2 separate regions of the Homo sapiens genome follow, and region 2 is linked to region 1. Evidence: read pairs that join two places in POLR2A ChIA-PET (ENCODE). Cell type or tissue: Panc1. All regions are shown on one strand.

Evidence for each region. Peaks named below come from ENCODE experiments on the same cell type or tissue, not always from the same donor. Only the 100,000 strongest peaks of a DNase experiment are listed, where the experiment ranks them.
Region 2: POLR2A ChIA-PET joins it to region 1 with 8 read pairs; 1 of 35 experiments calls an interaction of 5 or more read pairs at or near these places.

What each region holds. Positions count from the first base shown.
Region 1 is chr7:28,769,947-28,774,946 of GRCh38, forward strand. All of the region lies in intron 7 of CREB5 (cAMP responsive element binding protein 5), which reads left to right. Among named protein-coding and RNA genes, the nearest start is that of TRIL, 190 kb to the right of the region's middle. In Panc1, no CTCF peak of the experiment used is centred here; no DNase peak of the experiment used is centred here; H3K4me3 peaks cover 410 bases.
Region 2 is chr7:27,959,455-27,964,454 of GRCh38, forward strand. The region is part of intron 2 of JAZF1 (JAZF zinc finger 1); the gene reads right to left. Among named protein-coding and RNA genes, the nearest start is that of JAZF1-AS1, 220 kb to the right of the region's middle. In Panc1, no CTCF peak of the experiment used is centred here; a DNase peak (open chromatin) is centred at 2,007.

The DNA of each region.
Region 1 (5,000 bases):
AATGGTGAAACTGGGATGGTTCTTGGCAATAGGCTCCATAGTTCTGTACAACTGTGTCCAGAGTGAGCCACTGCTGGCCCGCGACAGACAGGGAGCCTGAGCTCAGAGTGGAGCAGGCCCCTACAACAACTTCTTCCAACAGCCGCATTCCTGTCTCTAATGGAAAATTTAGTATAGAAGGTGAGAGTTATGAAAAAGTGAGCCATGAGGAAGGGGAGCCGGTGGAGAAAGGGGAGAGAAGAGTGGAGTTAATATGACAGGGCTTCAGCTTCAACTTGGTCTGTTTTGCCATCCAGAGCAGATCTGTGGCCACTTGGAGGAACAAGCTCATTGCAGTCTTTCTTGGGCATCTATGAAAGCCTGTAATACTGGAGCTTCTAGCTACTAGTAAGCTTAATCTCACCACTAGAGTTGGGTAGGGAAAGAGAAACAACAAAACCCAGAGCATTTCCACATTCTCTTATAATTCTACCAAGGAACATCTTTGTTGGCCAACCCTCCTTAGTAAAGTATGAGAAAGAGAAAGAATGGAACTTTTTTTTATATGAGTGGGTACATTTGTACCTTTCATCATGATCCATTTTTTATCTGTTAGTCCACTTAATGTTTTGGTTTTCATGACCAGAAAAATAACTAAAGAAAAGGGGAGAAAACCCAATTGTGGTAAAGACAGTTACATCAATGATCATGCTATGAATTGATCATCTAATGATGGTTTTTGAAGTGGGTGGTCCTTAAATTTTTAGTTGCGACATTAGCAGTACATCTTTTCTCTCACAAACTGGAGTGTTCACTCTTATGTTTAAAAAATATATATGTGGTGGTTACCAGGGGCAGGGGGATGGGAGAATAGAGAAGATGGTCAAAGGGTACAAACTTTCAGTTATAGAATGAATAAATTCAGATCCCATATGCAGCATGGTGACTACAGTTAACAGTACTCAAGGTATACTTGAAATGTGCTTAAGTGTTCTCATCATAAAACAAAACAAAAAGGGGTAACTAGGTGAGGTGTTAATTAAGTTGATTGTGGTAATCATGTCACAAAATATATATGATAGCAAATCGTCCTGTGGTGCACCTGAAAATCACAAAATTTTGTCAATTATACCTCAGTAAAGCTGTAATTTTTTTAAGTATGAAATAGTGGTAGAGCCAAAAATAAGAGTTTTGCCACTAATTAGTTTCTTTCTTTGAATAAATCACCCTACATCTCAATGCTTTAATTTCTTGCTTTGTTCTGTAAGGGTGTTTGGATGAACTGATCTCTGACACCCCAGTGGTTCTGTAAGCAGAGAGAAAAAAATGGCTCCATCTTTAGGGGAGAGATACAGGGCTTGAAATTCCAGGGTCACATTTTCAAGACTTTTCAATGAAAAAAATTCAGAGTCAGTTTACGTTCCCTCATCAAGGGAGCCACCTTAGAATAGGGGGATTTTATCCAATGTGTTTTCTGGTTGTCCTCTGGATGCTGCCTGATGTGGACACGGGATTCACGAGAAGTCTGGGGGCGTCCTTCCTCCATTAGGGCCCCTCATCCTCTTTAAAAGAAAGACAACGATGCCTTCCTCAGGGAGTCGTTGCATGAACACATGAGATGGTTCTTATCAGGCTCCCGGTACGTGTGAGGAGCAGGGCAACCCTTCTCATGTCATGATCTCTCTGTGTGGGGCATTTCATTTACAGCGCTACCCCTTCCAGAAACTTCTAAGTGTATTTTTAAATGGCAAGTACCTAAAACAAAAAAGTATCTGTATTGAGGTCCAGACCTGGCACTTCATAATGTTTAAAGCATCAGCTGCCAATTTGCTGTGCCTGTAATATCTAATTTATAGTTCCCCGTGGGTGGGTGGGAGGGTGGGGCCAATCTCTCAGGAGAAGACATTTTTCTTGTTTGTAACTTTTTTCTTTGGTCATTTAAAAAAGGTTTAGTAAGTGTGCTCCATAAACTCAGGGAGCATCCCAGCCTTCCTCTGTGTGGCTGATGTGTTGAGTCTCTATTTTCCCTTGGCAATAAATTTCCCATGAGGAGGAAAGTCACCTTTTTCTTCCTGGCCTGGTAAAAACTGGACAGCAAAGGGCAGTTGTCATTCTCTAAAACACTCCCACTTTCTCGGGCCACCACCTACCTTGGCTGCCCAGCCCAGACGTTAAGGGACATGGGATAGTTTCACTTATAAAATCCACTTCCTCAGAGAGAGCAGATACTGGTGGAGTTTCCTGAATTTGGCAGAATCTCTCTTTAGAGAGACTCTGCTTCAGACGGCTAGACACTTGGGACCTGTTGGCTCAGGTTTAAAAAATGTTCAGGTTAGTAGCCGAAAACCGCTGGAAGTTGGGGCAAAAGAGCAATGAGGGCTGCAGGGTGACCTGGGCAGCCCAAGGGGTGACTGCTTGAGGCAACACTGGGAATGGAGAGCAGGGTGCTCAGGAAGCCAGGTGGAACGGGGAGCCCAACTCACTACCAAAGGCTGGGAGCCCAGGCGCCGCTCGAGCCTCGCCACTGTTTGTTTTAGGTGAAGCAGAAATGGAAGAGCGGTGGGAGAAGGCGCGCCCAGCACTGAATAACTGGGTAGTGCAGGCATGAAATTGCCCGTTCATTCCACCAAAGACTTGAAAAGAAACAAGCAAAAACTGTTGTAACAAAGGAAACACAGGAAGGTTTTAAATTCTCTTTGAGAGACATTTTCAAGCTAAATGTAGTAAAATCCTCAATTATAAGTTTCATAGAGCAAAGCAGTAAAGCCTTTATAGAACACTAGCACTCATTTTTTGATAAACTAACTGCTATCTGGAGAGACTAAAAGACTTGTCCAGGCTCACTCAGGTTTAGGATGCAGAAGCTCACCTTTCCTGAGCAAGTCCTCCTTCTCTCATCTACTGCATTTTGGGGCGGGCAGAGTAAGGAAAATACTTGGATTTAAGTGACACTTGTGCACCAGCTCTGGCCTACCACTTTGCTACTTGGTGGTCATAGGCAGCTCTCGTAACCTCCTAGATCTCAGGTTCATTGCTCTAAAATGGGCTGCATTGTATCTAATGTATGGGTTATTGTAAGGATTAAATATGTGACTACAAGGCAGGGTTTTCGAGAGCTTTAGACATTGTTAGTCTTATTTTCAACATGTAAATTCCTCCTTTAAGCGCCCATTCAGCATTTCCTTTTTAATATCTGTTTTTTAAAATTAATACTTTCTTAAATAGCTTGGTTTCCAAAAACAAACAAAAAAAAAATCACTTTAAGACTGTTTGTTTGACTATGTGGAACTCTACCTACCTCTATTGCCAGGATCTTTTGTGCAGAGCAAAATTTTTTCAAAGCTAGGACCAAATATATAACATATATTTACCCTTAATTAGGAAAGTAAAATAACCATGAAGAACTCAAGGAAGTAGTTTTCAGGTCTAAAGCTTAAGCATAATTACCTAAAGTTGGTTTCCAGTTTTAGAGCTATTCTTATAAATTATTAATTAAAGCTTTTAATAACTGAAGCTATTCCAGATAAATAGTATATTACAGCAGAAGTGGGCAAACGTTTTCTGAAAAGGACCATATAATCAATATTTTAGGCTTTGTGAGTCAGTCATATGATGTCTGTAAGAACTACCCAAGCCTACCATTGTATCACAAAAGCAGCCATACGTGATACCTGAATGAATGGGCATGGCTGTGTTCCAATAAAACTTTATTTACAAAAACAGCTGGCCATAGTTTGCCAATCCTGTCTTAAAGAAACCCATATCTTTCTGCTTTCCCTGTTTGGAATGGTTTTAATTGTCACCCCTGTCCACTGAGTTCACAGTATTTCAGACCAGCCCCTAATATGGCTCCAACCAGGTTAGTGACTTGAAGGACTTAGGGAACACTTAAATTCAGGGCTAATTTTTAGTGAGGAAAGTTGGCCAGTAAGAGCCTTAGTCACTTAATCTTTTCCTAGCGTCCTTCATTTCAGTTCCCATGCCAACGCTTTACAATGTCGAGGTGGATGGAGGTGTGTTTTCCAACATAAAGACTTCAGCTGGAATATTGCCCAGGTCATTTCTCTCCTATTTCCCTCCATGTAGAGGTTGTTCATTAACTAATAAACTTGTAGAGGAGAGTTTCGTACTCTTGACTACCAAGGAATTCTTTCATCTTTCTTTCCTTCTTTTAACTGAAAGGTCACCAGTATGAGTTATTTTTTATGTTGACTTAGCTTCTATTTCATAGTTGCTGTTTAGACTTGGAGAGTTTTCTGTTTTCTATCAATAAGTTGCTTTCACATTTCCAGAATTTCAACTGGTGGGTAAAACCAATGGCTACTGCAGGTAGTAGTCTAGACAGAGCAGGAACAATAAATAACTCAAGTCCTGTCCCATTTTTCTGCATTCATTTGTCAGGGCCATGTCACTTCACTCACTCCGGCCTTCATTTCCTGGGCTAATAAACAGTACTATCAAAGGCCAAATACCATTCACAAAGTTGTCTATGGGTCCTTTTAAAAGGCAAACTTGTCCTCAGCTTCTCTTCAAACACCCTGTGTGCTCTTCCCAGAATCCTGCATTTACAGTATGGACATTTGTTATTCTGAGACTGACTGTTGCCATATGGTATTACATAATTATTTTCCCTTTAGGTATAATTACAGAATTGCCAACCCTTCGACTCTGTTTTGCATTATTTCACACGTATTTTCTAGTTTTGATTTAGGTCTCTGCATGGTATGCCATAAATCAGCAGAGTGGGGGTGGGTAATGAAAGGACATCAAAACACAGCCCCCACTGCTATAGAATGTTACTCAAGTGACACTCCATAACTCAAATACTGCAAACCATGGGGTAGCCAAAGCAGGGCACTGCGACAGTATGAGTTGTTTTTGTTAATAGAGATGAAATTATGGGTGTAACTAGCTGGCAGTCCTCAAACAGACTTCAGCAAACTGTTTACTCAGCTGTCCTCAGGCAACAACTTAATACTTGTGGATAAAATTATTCTCCCACCATCTCCCAAGTGGTATAG
Region 2 (5,000 bases), 810 kb before region 1:
CATACTTTACACTGCTATTTAAGTTTCCATGTTTGTCATCTTGAGTATCTAGACCCACCAGTTATATTTCTTTGTCTCTTCTAAAGTACCTGGCACCCACGAGTATACAGTAACCATTCTCCATACAGAGCATATGTTACAGACACTCTAAAACTGAATTAACAGCTGGGCACAGTGGCTCATGCCTGTAATCCCAGCACTTTGGGAGGCCAAGGCAGGCAGATCCCCTGAGGTCAGGAGTTCGAGACCAGCCTGACCAACATGGCGAAACACCATCTCTACTAAAAATAAAAAAATTAGCTGGGCATGTTGGTGGGTGCCTGTAATCCCAACTACTTGGGAGGCTGAGGCAGGAGAATCGCTTGAACCCAGGAGGCGGAGGTTGCAGTGAGCCGAGATCATGCTATTGCACTCCAGCCTGGGCAACAGAGTGAGATGCTGTCTCAAAAAAAAAAAAAAAATGTGCAGATGAGTTTCTTAATCTTGTGGAAGTGCATGATACTCAGATCAGATGCCCTTTCACAGATGATAAGGACAGACTGTACCAACGTACTGGGGGTCTAAAATGAGGTTAGAGTGAAATACTGCTACCTTGCCACCTACTTTACTCAGCATAAAAATGCATTTAAATCCCTCAATTCTTCTCTCTGGAAAAGGTATACATCTGTGAGCACCTCCTAAGAGAAAAACGCAAACTTCAGAACATGAAATCTTCCCAGTTAGACTTGTTGTGCTTATTTAATTGAATGGCATTTTCACTGGAAAATTTTAATCAATTCATGTGTCTCCTTTAAATCACAAGACTGAAAGGACCCAGGGAATCCAGTAGTGAGAATTTACTCCTTTGGGGAAAAAACCTCTAAATGCTAATTTTTAACCTGCATATCTTTCTTGCCAAGGGCACTACGTTTATCTTGTGTGCACAATTTCTTTAGGTTACACTCACTTTGGGGTAACCCATGCCAAATGAACCCAGCAGGCAGACTTAGAAGAGAAGGCATTGTGTAAAAATGTAACAAGGATTGACTGGCTCTAACAATGTCTGACAGTCTTGCTGGTATATTCTTCAGTGCACAACAGGGTATTCTGTAGGAGTTAAGCTGTGGCATGAGGTGGAAGTTCAGCCTGGCTGCTGACATATTTTGGACAGCAGAGAGGGCTGAGGTTGCTGTGGTTGCCCTGACAATTGAGGGGTTGGCACATCAGCAGAATGAGAATTGGAGAAATCTGGCAAAAAGTAAAGCCACAGGAGGGTGAAACCTGGAGGAACAAAGCCTGGTTTCCCAAGCCACCCAGCAGGCTCAGGTCCGTGAGGCTCCAACTCATAACCTGGTGGAGGCTGCTGGGAGAAAAGTGCAGGAAGGTACGCAGACAAGGAAGGAATGGCAAGGGAAGCAGCAGAGGGGAGATGCTGAAGGTGGGCAGAACAGACAACAAACACAGCTAAGAATGAGGAGTCCAAGAGAAGCATGACAGGCCAAAGAAAACCCTGGGGTGTTATAGAGGGAGCATGTGAGAGCAGGCAGTGCAGAAGCAAATGGAGTCAATCAAACCTCTTCATCAAAATGGAAACACAGCATTTGAGGACTTACTGTTTGAACTTCTATGAGAAACCAGGACAATAAAAGCTGGCAGTTTTATTGCTTACTATGTGCCAGGCACTGTTCTAACTGTTTTACAAACATTAACTTATTTAGTACTTATAACAGTCGTTAGGGTAGCTATTACAACCTCCATTTTACAGATGGATAAACTAAGGCACACAGAGGTTAAGTAACTTGTCAAAGGCCACCAAGCTTATCAGAAGCAAAGATGAAATTTCAACTCAAGTAGTCTACCTCCAGAGTCTGTGTTCCTGGTCACTAAGCTATACTCTCTCCCACGGACCCACGACATGTAATTATAATATATGATGTGTATATGAAACGTAATTGCCTGAGGCAGGATTCTCAATTCCGACTGCTGCCCAAGGCTGGTGTGTGGGTGAGTGGCACAGGCGATGACTCAGACCCACTGATTGTCCCAGACCACATCATAACTGGGAGAAGCTGGTTTCTATTTGTCACCACACATATGCCCAGGAACTCTGGTGAAGACATTAAAGAGTTTATTTTTCAGGAAAATATTCTCCCCAAAGAAAGCTTACTGCAAGAGCCAGAGGTGGCAGGAAAGAAGGAAAAAGGGACAGGTTTTGCCAGATTACAGAAGAATTCCTTTTTGGATAAAGAATAGAATGCCGACTTTGATGCTAGCTGGACTTGTCCACCAGTCAATATAAAACAAGGAAACATTGTCATTTAAACAGTTCCAGTAGGAGCTCCGGACAGAGCAACACTGCATTTTAAGGGGGAAATTGTACACCCATGCCATGGTATTTGAGAATCTAGGGATTCATGATGCTCTCCGGATCTTTCCATCATGGGTATCAAAGGTTTACTGTCATCACCTAGAGGCAGAAGGCTATATGCTGGTCCAGGACTTTGGCACTGGAGAGACCTGAGTTCAAATCCCAGCTCCACTAGTGGTGAGTAACCTTTTTGAGCTCTGTTACCTTATCTATAAAATGAAGATGGCATCTCAGCCATAATAATAGATTATTTAAATAGTGATCATAAACACTCTTTGCTTTTTCATATCAACTTTTGTTTGATGTGAATTCTTGAGAGTCTTCATGTACAACAACACGATTCACTGCAGTATGGATATTCTCACTTAATTTATTGAATATTTACCAAAAACAAGACTAACTGTACACAAGAGGAAATACACATAGGTAAGAAGTATGAAATCATTTTCCTCAACATTTTCTGATTGTAGATGTGCCTTTGTTGATGTTATGTTAAAAAAGGGTAAAAGTGATCATAGTAATATTCAGGAAATTACCCTGACAACCATACCCATTAAGTGTTAGGAAGGCCAAGCCTCACAGTTCATATGCATCACTTATGAAAAGTTTATCCAACTGGCTCTCATGGCTGGGTGATTCACAGTCTTCCCCAATCCACAGAGAGTCAAGACTTGCTTTTCTAAAAACAGAAAGCTTTCATGCTAATCCTGGAATCTCTGAGGGACAAGAGAAGCCAAAGGGATCAGTCCTTGTATTTTATAAATGGTGGATACAAGTTATATTTGGAATCCCATATTGAATGCAGAACTAACAAATCCATAGAGGAAAGGCAGTAGGCTTTGCCAGCCCATAAATTAATTACCTTTAATGGCCAGGCTTAGGGTAAAAGCAAGAAGATATGCAAGGGCTTCCCTATCTGCTGCTTTCATTTTGTATTTAGTCCTGGAATTAAAATCACGTCTAATCAGCAAGAAAAGCAGTTGTTTTAAAAACAGTAACATGCTGAGGGGAGAATTTCCCCTGATATTCTAGGGAATTTGAACTTTGGCCCTTGCTGTGGAATAATCCTACATATGCCTTTCTGAAATACACTGCAAATCTTTTTTGTCCTTGTTAAATGAATAGACTGAAGCTCTGAAGCTTAACAGAAATGATCTACCCACTATCCCTCCTTTTAAAACTTCACTGTGTGGGGTTAGCATTCACCTGTTTAATAAACTCAGCAAGCTGAACATGGCAAACCTTCATTATTAGGGAATCTGAATTCCAAATTCAGATTGTGCTGCAAAGTTTAATTCTTTGGGATGGATTTTCTGTGAATGAAGGGGAATACATAATAATACAGAATTTTCTGGGGAATATGTTCTCATGTATACTACGTTACAATTTGGCATACAGCATTCTGCAAACATTTTCTATTTAAGTCAAGGACAATTTTAGGAGTATGGTAATAATCATGTTCCTCCATATCACAGTTAAATTTCAATTAACTTTAAATTGGAAACAATGTAGCTTTGGAGCTCTCTTTCCAACTGTTAAGAGGATCAGAGCAAATGCTTGGATGAGGAAAAAAAACTACTCTTTTATTTCATTCCAAATTCAAAATTGCCATGCTTGTTCCCTATGATTACTCATATTAAGTTATAATGGTAAATTGGGGGTAGCTGTCAATCCTGGGGTCTTGCACATTGTTGTGATGTGTCACAAACATTCAAATAATTGCACAAATGATAGCAAATGGATCAATGTTTGCAATTCCCCCCCCCCCTTTTTTTTTGGAGACAGGGTCTTGCTCTGTCATCTAGGCTGGAGTGCAGTGGTGCAATCACAGTTCACTGCAGCCTTGATCTCCTGGCCTCAAGTGATCCTCCTACCTCAGCCTCCCGAGTAGCTGAGACTGTAGGTGCACGTCACCACACCGGTTTTGTTTTGTTTTGTTTTGTTTTGGTAGAGGCAAGGTCTTGCTACATTGCCCAGGCTGATTTCAAACTCCTGGGATCAAGCAATTCTCCTACCTTGGGCTCCCAAAGTGCTGGGATTAAGGCATGAGCCAACATGCCAGGCAATGGCTCCATTTTTAATAAACTGAAGTAGATTGAAGATTAAAGGGCTGGATGTAAGCAGCACTTTCTTTTAACACAATTTCTTCAATGAAGAATGAGGACAACATCTGAATTGGTTGCTTATATACCTATATACCCATAATATAGTGATGGCAATTGTGAATTTCTCTAGTGCTTCCATTATACCCTCTTCCTCCAACATGTTTTGGGATTTAGTAAAAAGACTAAGTTTTCCCTTGGAAATGTTTAATGAATATTATCATCCAAAACACACAAAAATTGTTACAAAAATTGGAAACTCACTGGTAAATAGCATTGTAACATCTGTATCCTTTTTCCCCAGTCCAACCACTTCTGAGAAAAGGTTCTATGAAAATGATCTAAAGGGAAAAAGATCCATTAGGTGGATCTTTTTTGGAACAATGAAAAATGTTTGCTTCAGTGTAATTTATAATAATGAAAGCTTGTAAGCAGCCATCATGACGAAATGAAGGGCATGTTTCGGTGAACTCTATCTTATGGAATATTATGTGGCCACTAAAACAGTAATTTTGAAGATGCAGCAACATGGAGAATGCTCATGATACAAT